Linked DNA regions of Mus musculus: all the other regions are linked to region 3. The links are chromatin loops, found by intact Hi-C in ENCODE. Cell type or tissue: heart. All regions are shown on one strand.

The links. Hi-C counts contacts between places; a loop is a spot of excess contacts. Peaks named below come from ENCODE experiments on the same cell type or tissue, not always from the same donor. Only the 100,000 strongest peaks of a DNase experiment are listed, where the experiment ranks them.
Region 1: it touches region 3 in a loop (3-fold over the local background); 6 of 42 quality-filtered maps call a loop at or near these places.
Region 2: it touches region 3 in a loop (2.2-fold over the local background); 6 of 42 quality-filtered maps call a loop at or near these places.

What each region holds. Positions count from the first base shown.
Region 1 is chr1:161,282,156-161,290,155 of GRCm38, forward strand. No RefSeq gene overlaps it. Among named protein-coding and RNA genes, the nearest start is that of Prdx6, 35 kb to the left of the region's middle. In heart, a CTCF peak has its summit at 4,747 (motif pointing left); no DNase peak of the experiment used is centred here; H3K27me3 peaks cover 272 bases.
Region 2 is chr1:160,977,981-160,985,980 of GRCm38, forward strand. Serpinc1 (serine (or cysteine) peptidase inhibitor, clade C (antithrombin), member 1) reads left to right here and starts at 603. Exons shown (of 8, transcript NM_080844.5): 1 at 603-735. It overlaps LOC115487665 (a small nucleolar RNA gene), which reads right to left and starts at 2,560; the gene lies at 2,423-2,560. In heart, a CTCF peak has its summit at 3,852 (motif pointing right); no DNase peak of the experiment used is centred here.
Region 3 is chr1:161,192,509-161,200,508 of GRCm38, forward strand. It overlaps the pseudogene Gm6185. Among named protein-coding and RNA genes, the nearest start is that of Tex50, 37 kb to the left of the region's middle. In heart, a CTCF peak has its summit at 3,187 (motif pointing left); a DNase peak (open chromatin) is centred at 3,703; H3K4me3 peaks cover 1,220 bases; H3K27ac peaks cover 748 bases.

The DNA of each region.
Region 1 (8,000 bases), 90 kb after region 3:
ATAACAGCATCTAGGCAGGCATGGTTCAGGCAGGAACCTACCTACTCTAACAAGGCCACACCTATTCCACAGGGCCACTCCCTGAGTCAAGCATATACAAACCATCACAGTCTTCATCAATCCTCCAAACTGCAAGAAATCAATTTTCTTTATTTATAAATTATCTAGGCTTAGATATTTTGCAATAGTGGCACAAATGGACTATACACTTTATAAATGATGTTGGCTGTAGTGGTGTTGACACACACCATGTAGCAATGTTTTGGTTGATGATAGACCATACATACCACAATTGTCCCATAAGATTATAGCGATGCTGAAAAGCCTTCATCCTTTAATAGTAGCAATCATAATGTCAGAGATGAAGTTCATTAGTCATGTGCCTGTGATGACTGAGTGTAAGTAACCCATTGCGTTGACAGGTAAAAGTCTAGCACCATAATTATATATATGTACTTTATAATGATGTTAAATCTTGTTACTAGATTATATATTTACTTTGCTATACCTTTATCAGAATTTTAGGGCACACACCTATTGTAAAGAAAGGGTTATTATGAAACAATATGCATTTAAAAAGGGAGCAGCCTTGTATATTCATCTTTAGCACTTCTCTTGATTGCTTCAATAGGCAGTGTCCATGAGTGACCCATATCATCTGGGTTTAGGAGAGTACAATGTGTGATGTTTACACAAGAGAATTGTCCAATGTTAAAGTTCTTAGAGCATCTCCTGTCATTCAAGTGACACACGCCTGAGTGAAAGCCGAAGATAGGGAAGGGAGGTGACCAAGCCTTTGTACAAATCGTATCTTCTTCACTGTGCATGAACCATTCTCTTTTCCTATCCCATGTTTCCATCAGTTAAAGGTTGCCAATTTCTTCAAGACCTGGATCAATGTCCATTCTTTCCTAGAGTTCTTCCTTATGGGCCTAGATGACTGTGACTCCTTTACGCTGTGGACACAGGTGCCCGAAAAGGTTCATTACCTATTATCAAGGTGCCACTGAGTACCTGCTAGATCAAAGGCTCCATACCTTGTACTGTGGGGGAGTCTTGGAAAAGCTTTGCAGAAGTGTGGAATTTGGGGTATCGATGTAATAAAACATGAAATAAAAGGTTGACTTTGATTAAAGTGGTGGGAAGGAAGAGAGGATAAAATAACTCCTGACAAATAGGTTGATTCTTCCGTTTCTTGTTATTGCCTATGGCATCTTGAGAAAAATCATTCAGTTGCCTTGCAAATCAGCTTCCACATACATTCCATGGAATTAGTGAGACCTGTGTGGTAGAGTGGTTATGAAGACTGTGAAAGCTCATATACTGACTCGAGGCCATCATTGCAGTGATGCCACTGACATTAATTAGGCTGTTATAGCATCTTCAGTGGTCCACACACAAAGAACTCCTCTTTCTATGTCTCTTGTCTTGTGATGTCATCTTGTCTGTTGAAGATGGAAGGACTTTTCCCTTTGGTCTTCCATCTGCTACAGATGGTGTTCCGTTATTACCGAAACTGTAGATTGCTCAGTCTTGGCTTTCCAAGAAGCTAACAATTGTTTCCTTCTCCTCCACACACACACACACTATGGTGTCTTATTCCTGTACTGTTGCCTTTAAGGGGCTCTTCTATCTGGAAGATGCCTTCTCAGCCTGACCAGCAGTTGCTGTCCCAGGGAGCATCCAGCTGGAATATCTATCACTCTAGAAGTTTCTCTGACTGGCTTAGGTTCCCTTTGCCTTTCCATGATGTTGTAGGCATTGTTTCTCCATCACAGAATTGTCGCACTGCATTAGACTCCTCAGACCTTCAGAACTGGTGCATAGTACTTGCTCATGGTGTGATTGTGAACGGCTGTGTAGTCTTTCTCCATTGTTTCACAGTCTTATCTTTTTTTTTTTTTTTAAATCTCTGGACCCTAACTCTCCATTCTGCACTCTTTATAGTAGTTAGGTATGAAGCTCCCTCAAGTATTAACAAAAAGTTCCCAAGTGTTAGTAAAGATAACTCACATCTACAGACACTATCCTGAACGCTTGTATACAGTCTTTTCTATGTTCCTTTCTTCTCCTTCCTCCTCGTCGTCGTCGTCGTCCTCCTCCTCTTCTTCTTCTCCTCCTTCTTCTTCCTTTTTGCTAGGGACTAACCTTAACCTTGGGAAAAGGGAAAACTACCCCCCTACAGTCCTTTCTTAGTGCTCAAAATCCTTTAACAAAATCCAAGTTGGCGGAAACAACTATAAAGTCCACTAAGTATCCGATATCTTTATAGCATTGAAACACAACAGTTTTATTTTGTTCTCTTTATGTTCTGTTTAAATTACATTATTGAGTTTCAGGTAATTTAAGCCACAGGACCAAGTCATGAGGGACTATTGTGTTTAAATCTCAGTTTTCTAAAGTGAGCCTTAAAAGGAGTTATAGAAACATGAATATCAGGGTAGACAACATAAACAAAGGTTGGGGGAGGTTTTCACTGTGTTTCCGAATAAACAAAGCTATCAAGGAGGAAAGCATCATGGGAGTGCATTACTCAGTGAGTCCTCTGCCAGGAAGAATCTTTTCTTTTATAGTAACCTGGGAACTATGGCCAGGGTTAGTTCACCTGAGATGGGAACAGCTGACTGGTGGGACCTTCCCACACAGCAAGGAGAGGGCAGCATGGTCTGGAGGGCAGGTGTTGCCAGGAGCCTGGGGTTCTGAGCTGGGGATACTGCTTGCTTTCCAGCTGCTATTTAGGTCAAGTTCCTGCTTTCCCATCAAGGGACAGTTTGCTTATACTGAAGATACTGGTCTAGCTTTCCCATTTAATCCAGTTAGATTTGAGTTTTGGTGAAACAATATTTTCATATAAATTTATTTGCCTTCCATGTAGTGTGTTCTGAAGGTTGTGTGAACTGTCCACACAACTATTATTTGCTGTGTATTTGAAATTCAAACTTAACCAGCCACCCTATGCTTTCCCCAGAACTCCTAAGTGGGGTGTGCTTGTGCTAAGTTTAATTACCTCGTAGGGCTGTTGTGGTGTTTAAGTACCATCACGTTTACTACCACTTGGAAAGTTTTTTAAGGAAAGTTTTTTTTTTGTTTGTTTGTTTTTTTTTTTTTTTTGTCCGAGACAGGGTTTGTCTGTATAGTCCTGGCTGTCCTGGAACTCACTTTGTAGACCAGGCTGGCCTCGAACTCAGAAATCTGCCTGCCTCTGCCTCCCAAGTGCTGGGATTAAAGGCGTTCACCACCACTGCCCGGCTTAAGGAAAGTTTTTTAACTTGTATATAGGAAAACCAATGGATTCTATTAGAATATTCTAATAATTAGTCTGAGTAAATTAATGCTGGAATATTAATGCCCATGATGGAGATCAGACAGCAGGCTTCTCCGTTACTCCATAGTGTGTAAAACAGCAACTTTCAGGCTGTGCCTTGCCCTGCGTGATTCCATTCTACCAGGAAGCCTTTGGCTTTGTCTCCAGTGCAGACACAGAGGAGCAATGACGACGGCACACGTCATGCACACAGACATAAGCCCCTGCCCACCACCAACCATGAGGCACAGATCAGAAACTTACTCCACAAAGTAAAAACCTACCACCTGTAAACTTACTGAAGTTAGATCAGGACATATGAGCACCTGGGAACATTAATACCATGTCAGAAAAGATGTTATCAAAACCACCAGACACTTTTGAAGATCCCGTTTAATCTGAACACACAGTGTATGTTTCCAGGAGGGGTGCAGAGAACTCATTTATATATATATATATATTTTCGAGGCAGAGTTTCTCTGCATAGCCCCGGCTGTCCTGGAACTCACTCTGTAGATCAGGCTGGCCTTGAACTCAGAAATCCACTTGCCTCTGCCTCCCAAGTGCTGGGATTAAAGGCATGCGCCACCTCCGCCCAGCTACAGAGAACTCCTAACTGTCGTGGAGACTTCAGCTCAGCTCAGATCTCACTTCTAGCTGCCATTCCTTCTGACTCTGTCAGTCCATCCATTTGTCTGTCTGTGCCTGGTTCTGTATCTTGCTTACATTATTCTGTGCCTTTGTAGCTGAGCCAACACTGAGGCTGCACTCAGCCTTGAGACCCTGCAGCCTGGCTCTTTTTAAGCCCCCAGAAGTTCTTCAACTGGGTCCATAAATATCTTATACCCTGTGTAGTGACTCTGTCTGTACCTGTGCCACTCCTTTGCCTCTGCCTCCAGCAAGGCCTCTGGATGTCTTGCACTCTGGCCTCTTTGACCTTTTAGTAGTCATCCTGTAAAACACACACACACACACACACACACACACACACACACACACACAGTGCTGTGTAATATGTGAGATCTGAGAGTTAATATTAGTAATTAAGATCAGAATGAAAGGAAACAAATTTGCCAATGGCCAGCTATTAAAGAGAATTGGGACTACTCAAGTTTGCAGTTGACATAACTTATAATTTATTTTGTTCAATAAGTTCTTATATGTTGGAAACACACAGGCATGTCTGTCTTTTTCAAGACAGTGTAATATTAATGAAGATCTTTAAATGGCAAAACAGAAGCCCTTGGGGAAAAGTGTCTGAGTGTAGACTGGAGGAAGATAAATTGTAACTAATTTTGACCTGTTTGTGGCTTAGGTGTTTATTCTCTTTGTTTTGTTTTGACGTTAGGGAAAATTTAGTATATCCCAAGAACCGTGGCTATGTTAAAACAGGTAGTACAGTCTCTGGCAAAGAAAAGGGCCTTTACTGCCCCCTGGTGTGCATAATCTCTAATTGCAGCATGAACACGAGTACGCATAGAGAGCCAGCCAAGACCATAAGATTCGCGATCGTTAAGTCTTTGCTCTCAAGGTATCTTTTCTCAAAAGCTCAAGACTTGAGGACTTGCAGCTGGCTAAGGAAACTGTAGCACGCAGAATGGTGACATCACCCATGCCTTCCTCCTTGGGACTGAATACAAGAAGTGTAGAGGCAATCAGGTCGCGAGTGCTTAGCATTGAGTTAGGGGCAGGTGCTGTTAAAGGCCAAGACAAGGGTCTTTTTGTTTAGTGGTGAAGAGTGGCTAGAATATCTGTGGTATTGCTTAGGTTTTATCCAACGTGCTGGGACAGGGCAAATTCAGAAAATGGAGCTAAAGGGACAAAGGAAAGATGTAAAATAAGATCTGGGTTTGTAGCCGGTTGTACACAGCTTATTCAGCAGACATGTTTAAAATATATAAACATTAAATGAGACGAAAATCAGGGTAGAAAGCAGTACACAGAAGCTGGCAAATAACATTTTGACTGCATTTGAACCGTGTCATCTTTTTAAATAAATGAACCAAATAAGGCTAAGATCAGGGAAGCAGACGGCTAGGGATGTGGCTCATTACCAGAGTTCCTGTCTAGTTCACGTCAGGCTCTGGGGTCTAACCCAGCTCTGCAAGGTCAGGGCAGGATGGATCCAGGGTAAAGTCACTGGTTGAATTTATATTAAATTTCCAAAAAATAATAAACTTGTCACAAAGTCTACTGCAACATACATGCAAGGGGAGTCTGGTTCTGGCTTGTTTGCTCTGACTCCCCACCCCCTTGCCCAAAGCCTTTTCTTCTGGTTTTTTTGTTTGTTTGTTTGTTTGTTTTGTTTTTTGTTTTTCAAGACAGGGTTCCTCTGTGTAGCCCTGGCTGTCCTGGAACTCACTTTGTAGACCAGGCTGGCCTCGAACTCAGAAATCCTACTGCCTCTGCTTCCCGAGTGCTGGGATTAAAGGCGTGCGCCACCACACCCGGCTCTTTTTTGTGTGTTTTTTTTCAACCCCATAGGGATGGAGTAGGGGTAGTGACTCCATAAGTGCCTCTTTCCTAGCTTCTCACTCTTCTGCTATTTCTCTCTTCTGTAGCACAGGCATGCCAATAATCTTTTTTTTTTTTTTTTTTTTTGAAATGACATACTATGCACTCAGATTTACTATGCTAACCGACTTAACATGGGACAAAACTGTGAGTAAATATGCGCCCGGCAGGCCTCCGTGGACATCCTCTCACAATGCAGATACATTCAGGGTTGGACTGGTCCTGAGCAGCATCCTGAGGCGCTGGGAAGCACTAGTTCCCTCCCCTTCCTTGCTTCCTTGTGTTTCAACAGAAAGCCCTGGTGACGTTGGCTGACTCTTCTTAGTGATCAGGTGGCTCCAGCTCACCACAATCACAGTCAAAGCTACCGTCCATCTTACTCTGATACAAGGGACTTCTCCAACTCATCTACAGAGTGCAGGGCCCGCGGACAGCCCTGAAAGTCGGCTCAGGTCTCTGGCTGTGCTCTCTCTTTGCCCCAGTCGCTGCCTTGTAATCCTGACCCGCCAGAGGGGGCGGGGCCTCGCGGAGGCACGCCCCCCACGTCACAGGCTCACTCCCAATAATCTTTTCCTTAAAAAAAAAAAAGATTTATTTTCATTATCTTATTTATTTATTTATTTATTTATTTATTAATTATATGTAAGTACACTGTAGCTGTCTTCAGATGCACCAGAAGAGGGCATCTGATCTCATTAGAGAGTGGTTGTGCTGGGATTTGAACTCTGTTGGTTGTGAGCCACCATGTGGTTGCTGGGATTTGAACTCTAGACCTTCGGAAGAGCAGTCGGGTGCTCTTACCCACTGAGCCATCTCACCAGCCCTCATTATCTTTTAAAAAGTGTAGTTGCATGAGTATGTGTGCATGTGGTTCTGGAAACACTAGTGCAGGTCCTCTTAGAGGTTAGAGCAGACTGATTCAATCCTTGATCTGCTGTTACAGGAACTTGTGAGCCACCTGCAAGGGTGCTGGGAACTGAACTCCAGTCCCTGAGAAGAGCCCCAAGTGCTGTTCAGCACTTCTCACCAGCTCCATAACATGCCAGACCTTTGGGTGCTGCGTAGCCGTCTGCCCAGGCTTCCCTCCCACTTCCTTAGGACCTCTATAACAGGTGCGAAGTGCGAGGAAAAGTCTTGGACTTCCAGGCCATGATATTCCCTCTGTTACATTTGCTGCCCTAACCTATGACCTTCAATATTTGGCTCTCAATTTATATCACTTTCTTTTCTTCTTGTATACATTTTTTTTTTCTGACTGTAAAGTTTTCAAGACACCTACAAATGGAAAGTGCTGAGCCTAAGCAAACAGGACTCTTTAGAGCCATGTAAAGAATGACTCACGAGAGACCTCCGCTTTCAGTGGAACTCCCATAGTCAATACTGTGACACTGTTGGTGAAGGCCAACAAGACTCACGCTTGGAATTTACCTACAGGATGTCAGTCCACAAGTCCCCAGGCAGGGTGACTTTTAGGATAGAGTAGGAATGTTGTTTGGCGCCTTGGTCAATGCATTGTATGGGTGCCCGTCCTCTAGGGCGGAGGCAGCACTTCGGAGTCCTCCATGTCCCATTCTGAGCAAGCATTCTTCCAGGCATCGTTTCCTTGTCGTCAGAGTCAGACCAGCAAGAAAAGCCCTGTGGTCTGCCTATTGCTGATGTGGTGCTAGGGGTGCTCAGATGAAAAAAATCAGAGTCCTGGTATACCTGGAGGTAGGTGCTGGGGAAGGAAACAGACACACATTCTTAGACAATTCCTGCCCTTGGCGGTGTGTTGGGCAGTGGATGCTCTGTGAATTTAGATGAAGAGTGACAAGTTTGGCGGGGCAGGGAAGACTTCCTGGAGCTCAGCATTGGAATCTCAATGCTGGAGCTTGTGCTGCCTCCTCTCCTATTCTCTGGACATCTGGTCCCAGGCACTGCTTGAAAGCCTGTGTAGTTAGTGTCTGTGTGAATTTTGCTTCCCTCCAGGCTTTCAGAATGTAGGGTTAACCCAGAGCAAGCAAGCCACTAGCAGTGTGTGCATACTAAGATATTAATTATGTCTATGAACAGATCCCTTTACAGTAAGGAATATAGAAGGACCTCACATCCTTTCTTTCCCCAACTGAATAACCAACATTTCCTTTAAAAGTGCCTCCCTGCCTTCTACTTAAAAGGATCATAACATATCTAACCATGGATG
Region 2 (8,000 bases), 210 kb before region 3:
GAGTCCTAAGCTGTCCTAGTAAGGGAAGATAGGGTATATGAATTCTGAGGGAAGGGACTGAGTTGAAATGGGGATCTTCATTACAACTACTATAGACAGGCAGCTGAAGAGGTGTTGCTTGTAGCTTTTACTACCCCACCAAAGCTCCAGGAACAGGCCATGCTACCAGCCCCCACCCAGCTTCCCTTGAATCCAAGGATAAAAGAGGAGGTAGGATCAGATGGCAAGGGCTGTAGACCATGCCAAAGTGTGGTGGCACTACTCTCTAGTTCCAGGTTAGATCAAGTTCAAGGCCAGCCAGCTTGAGCTACACTGGCAAGTTCAAGGCCCTGAGTTACATGAGACCTGTCTCAAAACTAAAAATAAAATGGCCTTGTCCTGATGGTAAAGAAAATATAAGCAGAAGGTAGTATGCAAGGAAATACAAAATCTAGATTTGTGCCTCTTTATTCACAATTATTGAAAAAATTATGCATGCCTCTCCCATGTGCATGGTGTTCACTGGGGCCCTTGGTAAGGTGCAGTCTGTTTCAGCGGGTCTGGGGTGGGGCTTGGAGGCACATGATCACAGATGATACTCGTGTTCAGTGTGGCCAAAGAGCACACTTGCGTAAGACTCGCCATAATAGGTAATTTTAGAAATAGATCTGATTTGTATCTGAGACATTTTAGTGAAGTGGTGAGATATAAGACATAATCAGAAGACATATCTACCTGAAGACTTTAAGGGGAGAGGTGAGTAGGGTGATTCTTAGCTGGGTTCACATCGGAAGAAGCAGGTGCCTTAAATGGAAGTCAGGGTTCCTGTGCAGCGTGAGCAGCTACAAAACGAATGAGTCTCAATGAGGCCTGAAGGAGTTTAGGTTGTTGTTTGTTTTGGGTCTTGTTTTTTTTTTTTTTCTATTTGAAGATTTATTGTATGTATGTGCACCATATGTGTGCCTGGTGTCTGTAGAAGTCAGTATTGAATCCCCTGGAACTGGAGTTCCGCATGGTTGTAGCCCACCATGTAGGTGCTGGGAATCAATCCTGGATTCCCTGCAAGAAAAATGGACCTAGCTGCTGAGCAGCTTTATACTTCTCAGTTAAATACCAATACCAATACAGATGTGAAGCTGGACATTGGCATGCTGAATCTGTTTAAAGTGAGGCTAGGTTCCCAATTGCAATCGGCTTACACGAAATTAGGGCCTGAACCAGCCCAGTGGTTGAAGTAGGAGAGGAGTTGGGCAATAGGCTGGTTCTGTGTGGTGACTTGAAGACAGATGACAGAACTCCTTAGTCCCCTTGACCAAACAGTAGATCTGTTTGGACATCCTTTTCATGGCATCAAAGCCCTTGGGAATAGTTGAAAGGAAAACCTATAGTGATTTTAGTCTGTCATACATACTCCTAACCTCCCAAGCCCAGTTAGGACCTAAAGGTGCTCTCTTGTACCTCTTTGTCTCTGTGTCATATGTCTAAACTAAACCTTTTACTCCCTGGATAGTTAGGGTACACCTAGACTCAAAGCATGGCATGCCTGTTTCCCCATGGCAGAAGGGCCTCTTGTAGTTTGGGGTATTATACTTTAATCTGTATTAGGCTTTTTTGTTTGTTTTTGTTTTTGTTTTGAGACAGGGTTTCTCTGTGTAGCCCTGGCTGTCCAGGAACTCACTCTGTAGACCAGGCTGGCCTCAAACTCAGAAATCCACCTGCCTCTGCCTCCCAAGTGTTGGGATTAAAGGTGTGCCGGTGGTGCTCGGTGGCTTTTGTTTTTTGTTGTTTTGTTTTTGTTTTGTTGTTGTGGGTTTTGTTTGTTTTTGCATACACATGTCATGTCTGAAGCACATGCATGCAGTACCCAGTGATGCTAGGAAAAAGCACCATCTCTTCTGGAAGTGAAGTTAGAGAGGGGAGCTGCTATGTGGGTGCTGGGAATTGAACCTGGGTACTCTGGAAGAGTTGTCAGTGGTCCTGCTGACATCTCTACTGCTGAGCCATTTCTGGCCTGGGCTTCAGCTCCTTAACTAGTTCTGATGGTTACCATGATACAGTCATTCCCATACCCTCATGCCCTCCTTGTCCCTTAAATGAACTTATAAGGGTTTTCTAAAGCAAGGCTTGGAAGATGTGTGAAAGGCGAGGTAGTCTATAACTCAGCTGCTGTCATCACAGCACACACCTTCGTCCTAGCTTTAGCCACGTTTCTTCCTGCTGCTTCGAGGTCAAACTATGTCATCCCCGTGTCACTGGGAATTCTGCCACTCTCCCTGACTTTGCACTCTGCTTTTCTTCTGTGGTTTTCTCTTATCTCCTACAACTTCTGAGCTAATGTACATGCAATGAGCTTTTTCCCCAAGTTGCTCTTGACTACCTCCCAGCCTTGATTAATATTTATTTGTTTGTTTGTTTGTTTGTTTGTTGTTATTTATTTATTTATTTATGTGCCCTAGGCATGAAACAGCTTTGGCCATCAAACCAGGCATTAATCTAGGATGAATAACTGCCATCCACTCTGCCCCTGACTGATATAAGAACACCACTGCCATAGGTGTCTCTTTGCCCATTGCCCGGGGGGTATTTCTGTCCTCAAGAATCAGTAATGCCTATTTTTTAAAAAGTCTTAATAATCTCTCCATTAAGGAAGTATCAACTGCTAAATCAGAAAAAAAAAATCTGTACCTCTTCAAACATAAATGTTTATTGAGTCCTATCTCATTCAGAGCCCACAGCTGTGTGCACTGAGCATGTTCAATAAATATTTGCTCTTGTGGTTTGATTTCACTGAAACCCAAACTGAACTTTCTAGCTGTACCGAGGACCGGGGCAAATTCCAGTAAGATGCTTCAAGACCCTGGGAAAAGCAGCCAACATGATAATGCCGGGCTTGCTCTTGATAAGCTTCATCCCACCTTAATTACCACCCGAAGATGCTGTTATTACCCTAAGGTCCTTCTTCTTCGACAATCCAGAGGAGCTAGGCATGCCCTTGCTTTGAGGCTCTGTGTTTTGCCAAAGCTCTATGGAAGGGAGTTACTCAGTAACCATAGGAGGGTCTGAGCTACCAAAGACAAGAACACCACAGCCTAGGGCATGAGGGCAGCAGGCAAAGGCCAGTTAATGACCTGCTCACGGTGATTTATGTAGACTGGAGGCTGCTGTAGAAAGGAATTAATGACCTGAAGGAGGTCCCAAAAATTAGAGGGGAAGTAAACGTTAATATTCTTTCAATGTCACTGGAAGACCCGATGTATGCTTTCCAATCTTGTTTCCACTCAGAATGGAGAGAAACGGTTCTACAGATAAGTAGGGGAATTCTCCCCCAAATTTTTACCTGACACGAGTATATCAGAAGGCAGGAAGATGATTCAGTGGGTCAGAGTGGCAACCTGAATTCATTCCTGGAACCTCATGAAAAGACAATTGCAGTGGTACCCATCTGAAATGCCACAACTCCAGTAGTGAGATGAGGAGCAGAGCTAGAGTTGCCCAGAGGCTCCAGGGCCAGCTAGCCCAGATTGTACTGCACAGTGAAACCATCAAAGGTGAAGGGGAGAACCAACTCTGTAAAAGTTGCCCTCGGGTCGTACACGTGCTGTGGTATGTACACAGCTGCACACATCACTCACACACACACACACACACACACACACACACACAGAGAATGTTTTTAAAGTTTCATTTTTAGTGCTGATTAGTCAACCCCTGTGTCTTACTTACTCTTAGAGAGCACGCACTCCACCTCTGAACTACATCCCTGGCTCCCCATAAATAGTTTGCCTCCAGTTCTGGATATAACTAAAGTCTCAAAAGAAAATTAGAGCACTTTTCTTTTTTAAAGATTATTTATTATATGTAAGTACACTGTAGCTGTTCTCAGACACCCCAGAAGAGGGCATCAGATCTCATTACGGATGGTTGTGAGCCACCATGTGGTTGCTGGGATTTGAACTCAGGACCTTCGGAAGAGCAGTTAGTACTCTTAACCGCTGAGCCATCTCTCCAGCCCTAGAACACTTTTCTTATATCTTATAAAACTAATTAAATATTTCATGGAGTATGCAAAGGGGAGTACAGTCACAAATCAGTTTGCCTGGAAATAGTCTTTTTTTTTTTTTTTCTTTCCTTTCTCAACACAATCTAAGATGAACCAAAAGAGAAGATATTTGGGATCATCCAAGCCAGTGAAAGCCAAGGGGAGCTGTATGTGTGAGAAGCTGAGGCCAGGCTGGTAGTGAGGACTCTAAGGAGGCCTGCTGCAGTACACAGTGATGGGGAAAACAGCCAGGGGCAATGCAGCTCAGCACAGCAGGACTGTCTTTTGACCATGTTGTCTTTCTGATGGCAATGTTGGATATCGTAGAATAAGACAGGTGTTTGCTTCTTGGCCAAGAATCACAGGTGCTTTTTTTTTCAGTAATGGAATCCCCATAGCATATCCCAAAAATGATGGGTTCCACAGCTGAGAGTCAGGAAATGCTTGGGCTGGTAACCTGCAGGCCTTTGGAACAGTTACAGCTTAATCATGCAACACAGAAACTGAAACAGCTAAAAAGAGCTGGCCACATGATATAGAAGCTATGTGGTGGCTGTGCTCATCTGGGATGCATATCAGACACATGTACACTAATACAATATCTGTAGCCAATGAGAAAGCCTCTAAGGTCATTTCTGGGACCTGGATTTTTGAGAGCATTATGAACAAATTTGTGACTATCCAGAGGAAAAGAACCAGGTGGTGGGAGAAGTTACAAGCTTCACATGTGGAAAAACAAAAGCAAAAGGATTTAGTAAGGGCTACATAGTAAGAAAGAACTTATCTCATAAAACGGTGGGAGGGGGAAAAAAACAAGCAGATGCTGAGTTGTAGCCAGAGAACATGGACAATTCCTTAACAACACATAGAAGACCTGTGAAACAAGGCTGGAGAGATGGTGCAGGGGTTAAGAGCTCAGGTTAAGACCTGTGAAACAGGTATCAAAGGAGGGCCTTGAACCTCATTTCCCCTAATTTTGTGATGGGGACAAGTACTCCAGCCAAGTAAACAGGCATTTGTTTTCCCCATCTGTAAGCGTGGCACAGTAACATCCCGGTAGAGCAGATGAGGCCATTCTGGAAAGCAGCCAGCGTAGCTTCTGGTATATAATATTTTGAAATCACACTTCATCCTTGGGTATTTGGCTTATTGGATACAATCCAATAGCTAACAGCAAGATAATGGTGAAATTACAGACAATAGAACATTCCTAGCCAACCCAGATTATTTTGCTAGGCAGGCACCTAAACACTACTACTCTGCCAGCAGACACTGAAGTGGGCTTCCTCCATCTCCCCTCCCCACACCTGCTCGGGGATCAGTTCCCCACCCCCCTTCAGGTGCTGCCACCCTCAGACTGTACTAGGACCCCTCTTCCCATGCCTCCCTGTGACACGGCATTGCCACCATTGTTGCTCATCAAGTCGAGACCTTTTGCCTACGTGACATATTGATGGGTTTAAAAAATGTTAGAAAACTCGGGCATGGTGGATTATATCATCCCAGCACTCAAAAGGCTAAGGCTGATGGGTTCTAAAGCCAAGCGTAGATTGAACCGTGTAAGAGACTCTGTCTCAAAAACAAATGGATATTGTGCTGGCCTCTTTTACGTCAACTTGTCACAAACTACTATTTTGCAAGAGGGAACCAAAATTCAGAAGATTGCCCTGTGGGATTTTCTTGACTGGTGGTTGATGTGGGAGGGCCCAACTCACTGTGGGCAGTAGCCACCCCTGGGCTGGTGGTTGCAGGTGCTCTAAGGTGGCAGGTGTAGCAAGCCTGTAAGCAGCATCCCTCTATGGCCTCTGCCTTAGTCTCTGCCTCCAGGTTCCTACTTTGAGTTCTCATACTGACTTCTGTGGAAAAAGGACTATGACTGGAACATGTGAGAGGAAATTAATGCTTTCCTCCTCAAGTTGCTTTTATGGTGTTTTATCACAGCACTAGACCCTAACTAAGACAAACATCAACAAAAATAGAACCTGGGTAGCACTTAGGAGGTAGAGGCTGGCAGATTTCTGAGTTGGAGGCTAGCCTAGTCTACAAAGTGACTTCCTGGACAGCCAAGGCTACACAGAGAAACTCTGTCAAAGGGGGGGGGGGGGCGTGTTGAACCCAGTTGGAAGACTGTTTCCATAACAGCAGGAAACCCTGGGGTAGAGGATAGCCTCAGCGCCGTATAAACTGGATATGACAGAGGCAGTGAAATCAGCACTTCAAGAGCCTTGGTTATGCACCGAGGCCAACCTGAGACAGGACAGACCCTGTCTCAAGAAAATAGGAGTGCTTACCTGTTGTGTTGGGCCTCACACCCTTTTCTGCCCACCCATCTGCATCCTCCTTTTACAAAAGGCACAACACCATAATACTCTGCAGTCGCCTTCTTCCCACTTAGATGCTCTAGGGAATCCTTCCCTCAGTGACAGGGCTGTTGGTGGTGGCCGAGATTATACGTATGCAAGCGGACCTTAGCTTGGATTCCTAAAGTGGAATGGCAGCCCAGAGCACAACTTCCCTATCGGGGAGTTCAGCCATTTGCATTCCCCAATGTACTGGCTGGTTTTATGTGTCAACTTGACACAGGCTGGGGTTATCACAGAGAAAGGAGCTTCAGTTGGGGAAGTACCTCCATGAGATCCAGCTGTGGGGTATTTTCTCAATTAGTGATCAAAGGGGAAAGGCCCCTTGTGGGTGGAACCATCTCTGGGCTGGCAGTCTTAGGTTCTATAAGAAAGCAGGCTGAGCAAGCTAGGGGAAGCAAGCCAGTAAAGAACATCCCTCCATGGCCTCTGCATCAGCTCCTGCTTTCTGACCTGCTTGAGTTCCAGTCCTGACCTCCTTGGTGATGAGAGGTAAGCTGAACAAACCATTTCCTCCCCAACTGCTTCTTGGTCAAGATGTTTGTGCAGGAATAGAAACCCTGACTAAGACACCCAAAGTGAAGGTAGGAGGGCCTGCTTCCCCATGGCTTTAGCAGCATGTGTGGTCTAGCACAAATCTCTCAACTCTTTCCTTTCTCTTTTGAAGACAAGATAGCCACAAATTCATTGTGCAGCCTAGGCAGGCCTCCCAACCCTCAAATCCTCAGTTTTCGGAGTATACTACTCTCTCTCTCTCTCTCTCTCTCTCTCTCTCTCCCCCTCTCTCTCTCAGACACACACACACAGAGGGAGGTAGAGAGTGAAAGAGAGAGACACCATGAAAACTGACTAAATTAGCATGTGAAAATATGATGAAAACTAGTAATATAGAGAGATGTCTAATAATGTTTTGTATGCTACTTACAAACTTTTAAAATGTCATTTCATAAAAAGGGGAAAACTAACTTTGCAGGTGAAGCTTTGCTCGCAGCAGGTTCAAACAAGTAATGAAGGCCAGATTTTCTCAAATTAACTGGCCTATGCACTCAAAAATGCCAAGCCTGCTAGACAGAGCAAGCTGGAAGCTCAGGAAGATAACTGGGAGGTAATCCTTAGTGGCCACATAAAGGTGAGGAGAGAACCACGTCAGCAGAGTTGTCCTCTGACCCTCACACATGCTGGTGCCAGGGTTACCCGTAATCACACGCATGTATCATACACACACACACACATCCTTAAGTGTTTGCTTGTTTGTTGTGTATGATCTCACAAACATGCTACAGTGCAGATGGAGGTCAGAGGACATCTGTGGGAGTCAGATTTCTTCTTCTACCACGTGTGTCCCAGGGACCAAACTCAGGTCATCGGGTTGGTAGCAGATGCCTTTACCCACTGAGGCGTTGTGCTGTCCCTATCCCCACTTTTTGTATGTTGGTTACATACATGGCTGCTCTCTAACCCATGCAGATGCCTGCAGCTCAGAACATATCCCTCTATTGGCTAAACAGGTGATGTTTGTCTTTAGTCAAGAGTAATGATGGGCCTTTGAGCAACAAATTCTGGCATCCATCCTTGAATTGTCCCGCTCAGTCAGGCAAGACCTTTGCTGTGACTTCAGACCT
Region 3 (8,000 bases):
CGGTGTCTTAAGCTTTGTCTCATTCAGAAGCTTTAAAGTGTTTATGGCAGGGTGGATAGTTGGCTCAGCAGGTAAAGCATTTGTGTAATGTCAATAGTTCTGATCTTCCAGCACCCACTTCAAAGCCAGGTAGACTTGGTGGGTTACCTACAATCCTAGTGTGGTGGAGGCAGAGACAAAGACTCCCTGGAGCCAGCTGACAAGCCAGCCTAGCCCAAACAGTGATGCTTTGGGATCAGTGAGAGACCTAAGTGATGGGGAGAGTGACTGAGGAAGGTAGTTAATATCAACCTCATGCCTCACATGTGTGACTGCGTAAAGGCAACCAGACACGGTTATATGCAAACATAAGGTAAAAGGAAAGGAACAAACATTTGAGGCAGTGGGTATCAAAAGGTTGGCTTTAGTTGTCAACTCGTCACAACCTAAGGTCACCCGAGAAAAGAGTCTCTATGATTGCCTACATAAATGAATTGATAGAGCAAAACTCAGCTAGATCGTGCTGACCCACTATAATAGTTGCCACTGTGGGCAGCACTATTCCCTAGGCAGGGAATCTTGGCCTGTGTAAGTTTAGAGAGAGGGCTGAGTACAAGTAAGTCTGAACTCATGGATTTCTCTCTGCCTTTGATAATGTATGTGAAGTGACTAGCTGTTCTAAATGCCTTGTGTCTCAGCATCCCTGCTAGGATGGACTATAATCCGGAACTGTGAACCAAAGAAAACCCTTTTTCTGATAATTTGCTTTTATCATATAAGTTTTTGTTTTTGTTTTGATTTTTATTTTTGTTTTTTTCATAGCAGCAGAAGTGAAACCAGGACAGGGCAGTACCAGGGTGCTCCTGTTATATCCTTTGCCACTGAAAAGTCAGAAGGCAGAATAGGAAACTTAAAAAGTGTTAGCTGGAATTGTCTCAGACCCATGCCCGTTACAATGGTCTTCTTTTTCTGTTTTTTTCCCCCGTCATGTTCTATCTCTTCTCTGCTTTCTACGTGAGAGCATCATTTCCACGCTCCACATTAAATGACACCCTGTTTTTCCTTTCCCAGGTATTTCTAAGATGTACACGGATATCATCAGAGGGGAGTCGCTGATCATTTGTAGTTTCACATGCATTTTCTTTGGAATTTTTCGAGGTCACTCAACTGACACGTCCATGTTCAGAGGTAAGATGGTTGATGTTCTGTCTGTATACTTCCTAAGATTACTATTGAAACGAAAGTGCATTTGTCTCTGCATCTTTCTCTATACATTGCTCTCTGATCAATTAAAATGAGAAGTGAGGTAAACAAGAAAATATAACCATATTTGCATTTTAGTGATTGCTAAAATGCAAAGTGTGTGTTGGATTGATCTGTAATAGGCAAACTGGGGTATATGGGAGGGATGGAAAGAGGAAAGGGAAGGAGGAAATGATATAATTTTACAATCTAAAAAAAAAAAAAAGAAAAGAAGGAAAAGAAATAATTAAAAAGACCCATCTCTTGTCCCTCAGCATGCATACACACATAGACCAATTGCATCATCCGGCCCAGGTTATCCCTCTAGCTGGGATCAGCATGTATCTCAGTTGGTGGATGCTAAGAGTTGTGCGTGGTCTTAGATCTGAGGGTGAAGGCAAACAACTAATGCATATTGGTAAAACAATCCTAGGGGGACAACAGCCAGATTTGTGTGGCTAATGGTGCCTGGGATGCGGAATACATTCCCCTGACAGGTTTCTAGATGTCTCGTTAGTAGCTAGAGAAGAATGGCAGGAATCAGCACAGCGTGAAGGGGAGACATGAGCCCTGGGGACACATTTGTGGTAGCTGCAAGAGGGGGTGGGGAGGACCAAAAGCATAAGGAAGTGTTGGTGGAAATCAGGTAGATAATTTTAAAATGGCTTATTAGCACGCATTAACCATGTAACGGGCTTAGTTATGCTTTCATGATGTGTTTCAATCGTATCCACTCCTGTTAGTCTCTCCTGTCTCTTTCCCCACACTCCTTGTTCCTCTCTGCAGCCAGCCCTCCTGTCTAATGTCTTTCTGTGTGTGACCTAAGGAGTTTCATTGGGATTGTTTACCAGCGTGTAAGTGGGGGCTCACTTACATCCCTGGGGAAGTCTACATTAAGTAGATTTATCAGACTCTCACAGGGCACTCTGCCTGAGGAAGAACAGGCCCCCTGTTTACAAACCAGAGTGCAGTCAGTAAAAAAACAAAACAACACAGACAAACAAGCCAAAACCCAGATGGTTAACTCACGTTTTTCTTTCTCCCCTTTCTCTCCTTTCTTTTATGTTTAGAGTTACACATAATCATCGGACTCAGCTTTGATGTTTTTGGAAGCACCATATGTGGCTATTGGTGTACGAGAGTCATCCAGATTATATTGACCGACCTCTTTAGCAACACACTGACGAACGTTGTTCTCTGTTTCTCACTGGTGTACATGACGTTTTACCTTGGTAAGGCAAACAAACACAAGAACTGCCATCCTACTAGAGAGCCTGGGAGTCCTGGTTTGCCCTGCTCCTTTCCCCTGCTTCATGTCTTCCTCCTGTCTGTTACCACCCCCCACCCACCCACTTGTGTTTTGTCACATCACCTCTCTGTCAGATCTAGTTCTCTCCTGGCCTCTCATTGTAACCTCATGTCTTTGCGCTCCTATGTCTGGGTACTCTTAGCCCTTTGAGCTCTATTCTCTAACCCTACAGTAAGTCCATGGCAGTGCCCTAGAAGCGGAATCGTCATGGAGTTGTTTCTGTCTGGACTCTTGAGCTGCTCACCCCATAAAATGGGAAAAGTTGGCGGAGAAGTTCCCGAGGGCTTTCCAAGCTCGTCATCCTTCACTCACTAGACTAAAAGGTCCTTTCAAATAGCGATCTTTTCTTGAATCTAGAAGGTGGGAAACGAGAGTGGGGAGATCAAGAGTGCTTGTGTCAGGAAGAGAAGCTGGGGCATCGGGTAAGTTGCAGGAGTAACTGTACCCAGCCCCAGTGGGCCTTCCGTTAGTTCAGTTTTGTAAAATTGGGACTTGAGGTGTTTCAGCTCCCAGGAACCATATTAACTATGACCAAACTGCTTTTGCTCCCCTCATACACTGGAGCAACTTTAACCAATGAAGATCTCAGCCGTCTCTTACACCTCTAGCTAAGGAAAGGCAGTTTTCTTTTTCCTGTAGATATATCGCCACCTAGTGGTTGCTTACTGCCCTGAGCCAGTCAAACTAGCGAAAACATTCACGGAATGCTCGTTTCCTTCAGCTTTATTTCTTTGCTCCTTTGTGAAAGTTTTGTGGATGCCTTACTTCAGTTTTTCCACCTCCCTACCAGACTGTGAGCCTCTTGAATATGAGTGGCGCTCATAGTCAGCTCTTCACTCGATTAGTTTTTCCTCCTTTCAGCCAAGCTTAGAGTTGGTCAAATGCCCGACAGTAATTTAATACGTGCTGATCGAATGAACCAACATTCCTTCTCAATGTGTTTTTGAGTAGACAGAATCCAGATATACTCCGTCAATCAGCAACGTTGGGAAATACTTAGCCTCTTTAAGCTTGTCTCTTCTATACAATCGGTCTAACAATACTCCATTTGTGTAAGGCACTGCATGCATTAATGAAGCTTGCTATGCTTGTGAGCTGCGGCTACCCTAGGGACTGGCAAGAGCTCCTTGTGTACACAGCTCCTCCCACCTCCTTCTGAGTGACAGTTGTTCCTGGAGGGGGGCGGGGCGTGTCTCTCTCCCCAATCCCAGACACTTGTTTTTGAGCCTTTGCCAGCTCCCTACTGTGTTCAAGACAGGGTGGCTCATAAATGCTGGTTCATTTCTTCTTCCTAATAGGAATGGAGGTGTTTGCAGCCAATATTTGGTGTCCCCTTAGACAGATTAAATGGATGATAGCCAAGGGCAGAGTGCCAGGACCGGGTCGCAGAAGGCGTTTCAGCCTCCCTTTCACGTTAGAGGATTCCCAGCCCAGACACACACGTTTTCGAGTTGGGATGGGACTCTCACATAATTAACAATACAAGTTCCTTATTTTCATTTATCAATATAACCAAAAATGTTCCGTCACTTTGGCTCAAGTCATTGAAACACAGACATGGGGCTGGCGAGATGGCTCAGTGGTTAAGAGCACCGACTGCTCTTCTGAAGGTCCCGAGTTCAAATCCCAACAACCACATGGTGGCTCACAACCATCCGTAATGAAATCTGATGCCCTCTTCTGGAGTATCTGAAGACAGCTACAGTGTACTTACATATAATAAATAAATAAATAAATCTTAAAAAAAAAAAGAAATGGAAATTGGTAGTCAGTAACTTTATAAAAAATCAATTTCTTGAATGTGTTCAGAAATATATTTGAAGTCATGCTAAGAACTGATGCAGTTAATTACAAGAATAAGCTTTATTTAAAAAAAAGAAACACAAACATTTGATAAAAATGTGTTTAAAACTCAGCAAGAATATATATGATAATAAATAAATCAAGATCATATACATATGTGTATATATATATATATATATATATATGTATATCAGACAAAAATAAGAACTAGCATGTACTCAAAGAAACTGGAAATAAGAGTTTGACAGTTGTCCCCTATCAAAACATTTGCAGAACTGTTAGCTTTACTCAACTTGATTGTTGAAGTTAAATTCGTTAGGAAAGTGCATATATATATATATATATATATATATATGTATGTATATGTATATGTATGTATATATATATCCAAAGTGAAGTTAAGTGAATAGATAAATGAAAAGAATTTTGATAAGTGGTAGACCAGTGGATTAAAATCAGTACTGTAGTAGTCACAACAGTGGTTAATACTGGAATCACAAGAGTGGCCATCCATTGCCATGCACATATGCCAAGGAACATATCATCTAAGTTAATGCTTGCAATAAGGATGTGAGGTGCTATTCACCCCACTTAACACCTGCTTTGCAGACGTGGGGACATTAATGGAGAAAGGGGAGGTCACATCCCATAAGCATCGTGCTGTGCCCTGTTTGAAAGCTCTTCCACTGCTTGCTTGGATGTTCTTTCTCTTCCTTTCTGTCTACTGTCACCCTGGGCTCCTTGGAGACTCTGTAGCCCGGCACCTTTAGTATTTTTGTGTTCTAACATTCTCCCTAGACTATGTTTCAACATTTAGAGCCCAGTGAATTGCCAATTTAGTCGGGGAGAGAAGGGCAAATGCTCCAGGAAGCAGCAACGCCTGGCCCATGCAGCACAAAGTCCCAAGGTGCTGAGCGGAGATTACGTCATTTCTTTTCCCACTCGCCCTAGCCTCAGTGATGATGCAGGATTGGCAAACTGGGTCAAATCTGCTCTGAGCTAAAAAAAGCTTTATGAAAAGAGCAGAATCAAAGAATAATATCTCATGGAGATGAAGATTATTTGAAGTCTAAAGTCTGTAGTATTTTATTGGCTAGCCAACCGTCTGCATGTTACCTCCGGCTTCTTGCAGCATCATAGCTGAGGAAGGTCCCATGGCTCACAAAGGCTGGGTGTTTATTCTATTGCCCATCTCCGAAGAAGCACTGCTATTCCCTGAGCTACAGCATTAGCCAATCCCTTGAAGCAACTTTCTAAATAAGAAACGCTGCTTTCACCTTTCCTACTGATTTTTTCCTCAGGGCGAATCAGTGTATAGATTTAATCACATTTAAATTTATTTCACTTTCTTCTCTCCCCAGTGGAATATTTCGGAATGTCAGGCATTGTTGCTTTGGTCACGGTAGGCCTGAATTTGGATTCTTTAAGCTTTAAACCGAGGATGGAGTTCATCATTACTAAGTGAGTTTCCTGATATGCATTCAGTATAGATTTCAGAGAATTTTAGTACTTGGCTGGTCTTGTCTTTGATGAGGCTAATAAAATTCTATTTATTTACATATTTCTATCTTTAACGTTTCAATGTGCCATCAGTGATCAGCATTATTGATGTTGTCATTATGAAGAAAGTGGTTTAGAGACAATAGTGCCTTCTCTACGTCACTCCGATAGACTTATTCTATGAATTGTTGGGTTTTTTTTTCCCCTTCACATCCACACTTGTGTGACACCATCGTAATGTGTGAAGGAAGGAGGTCAGAGCGAGATGCATCACCAGCAAAACTCTTACCTACCCTTCCCACCTGGTGTTGGGGGTAGGGGTAGGTGTGGGTGTAGGTGTTGGAGTGGGGTTGGGGTAGGGGTAGGTGTGGGTGTGGGGTTGGGGGTTAGGGTGGGTGTGGGTGTTGGAGTTGGGGTGGGGGTAGGTGTGGGTGTTGGAGTGGGATTGGATGTGGGTGTGGGTGTTGGAGTGGGGTTGGGGGTTGAGGTGAGGGTGGGGGGTGGATCAGTGTCTTCTCAGACCAATGGATTAGGCCTCCTCTCAGAAACCATGCAAAATCACAGACACTAAGTCGAAATCTGCCAAAGAAATTCTCATCTCAAATGAAAGCAGATGTGGACAATAAGCCTTCACTCTGACTTTTCCCATGGAAAGTTGTTCAGTGTAAAGGCCGTTCTGAAATAATTGTTTTAAGTGTTTAACTTATCCTGTAAAGAATAAATACCTGTGATGGAGGATGGCACCTTTTTTTTTTTTTTTTTTTTTTTTTTTTTTTTTTTGGTTTTGCAAGATGAAACAAACTTGGCACCAATAACTTTTGCTCCTTTGTTCCTTTGATGTGTTTGTGAATGAAGCTCGGGACTAACTGGTTCATAAGGCTTACAGATTAGTGTAGCGACTGCACTTGGTTGTTGGTAGCGCTGCCTTTCAGTAATTACTCATTACTTACTGTAATTAGTCATTCCACTTGTTTGGTCTTTTTTTAAAGATCTATTTGTTTATTTAATGTGTATGAGTACACTATAGCTGTCTTCACACACACCAGAAGAGGGCATCAGATCCCATTACAGATGGTTGTGAGCCACCATGTGGTTGCTGGGAATCGAACTCAGGACCTCCGGAAGAACAGTCAGTGCTCTTGACCGCTGAGCCCTCCAGCCCTTGTTTGCTTTTTCACTTATGCCACTATCTTTTCCTGCCTGCTATGTCCTGACTGTTGAATTTGAAGCTGGTGGCAATTCGAATAAGATATTTCCAAGCCAAAACCAAAACCAAAACCAAAACCCAATAACAACATAACCCAAAAGCATGCTATTGTTAAATGGTATACCTGCTTATATTACAAATAAACAAACAAACAAACAAACAACTTAATAGGCATTCTAAACTTATGTATTTTTGGATCCTACTATTTGCAAAGGGATTGTTGGACCCTATGGAGATATTTTAAAAATCCTTCAATTCCTCAGTTATTCTATGACAGCTGAGAGGTAAGAGTTGGGACCTCAGGGCCTCCACTCCTATCTTTCTTCATAGGAGCTCTGAGTGGCTTGAATCCGGAAATAGAAATAACTTGGAGAGTCACACCATGTGCTGATTATATCAGATAATGCTTTATCACAGCTAGAACAGGGCTTCGTAATGCTCCTTCCCTAGTGTAGATCTTGAGAGCCATTTTTGAGGAGACAGGCTTTGGGGCTGAACAGCTTACTTCACCAGTTTAAAGGGGAAGTCCTAAGCAAGGGAATCGAGAGGAGGCGGGGCTTGAGATCTGTCTGTTGATGAAGGATCTAGCTCCTCCTACTCAAGCCAGCATGGAGAGCATCATAGATTTTTCCCAGAAGCAATCCAAGAAAAATCGATTGCTTTTCCTTGCTTTACTGTGCTGGGATAGCATTTCAGGGACACAGAGGAGGTCATGTCTAACCTCTTGGAGTGCGTTGGATGGAGAACACTTAGGAAAAGAACCGGGTTTCCAAGACTTGTAGACATTCAGCAGATTGAAAATCAGACAAGAGAGATTTTTCAAACTAAGGGGAGGAGCATGTGCCATCCCAGTAGGAGAGGTGGCAAGGAAGCATTGGATCGTTATCACCCATCAGGTACCCGGGGGCCTCTTTGCAGCCCACCCTTGGTCTGGGCTTTGCAGTGTCAGCTCCAGTACTA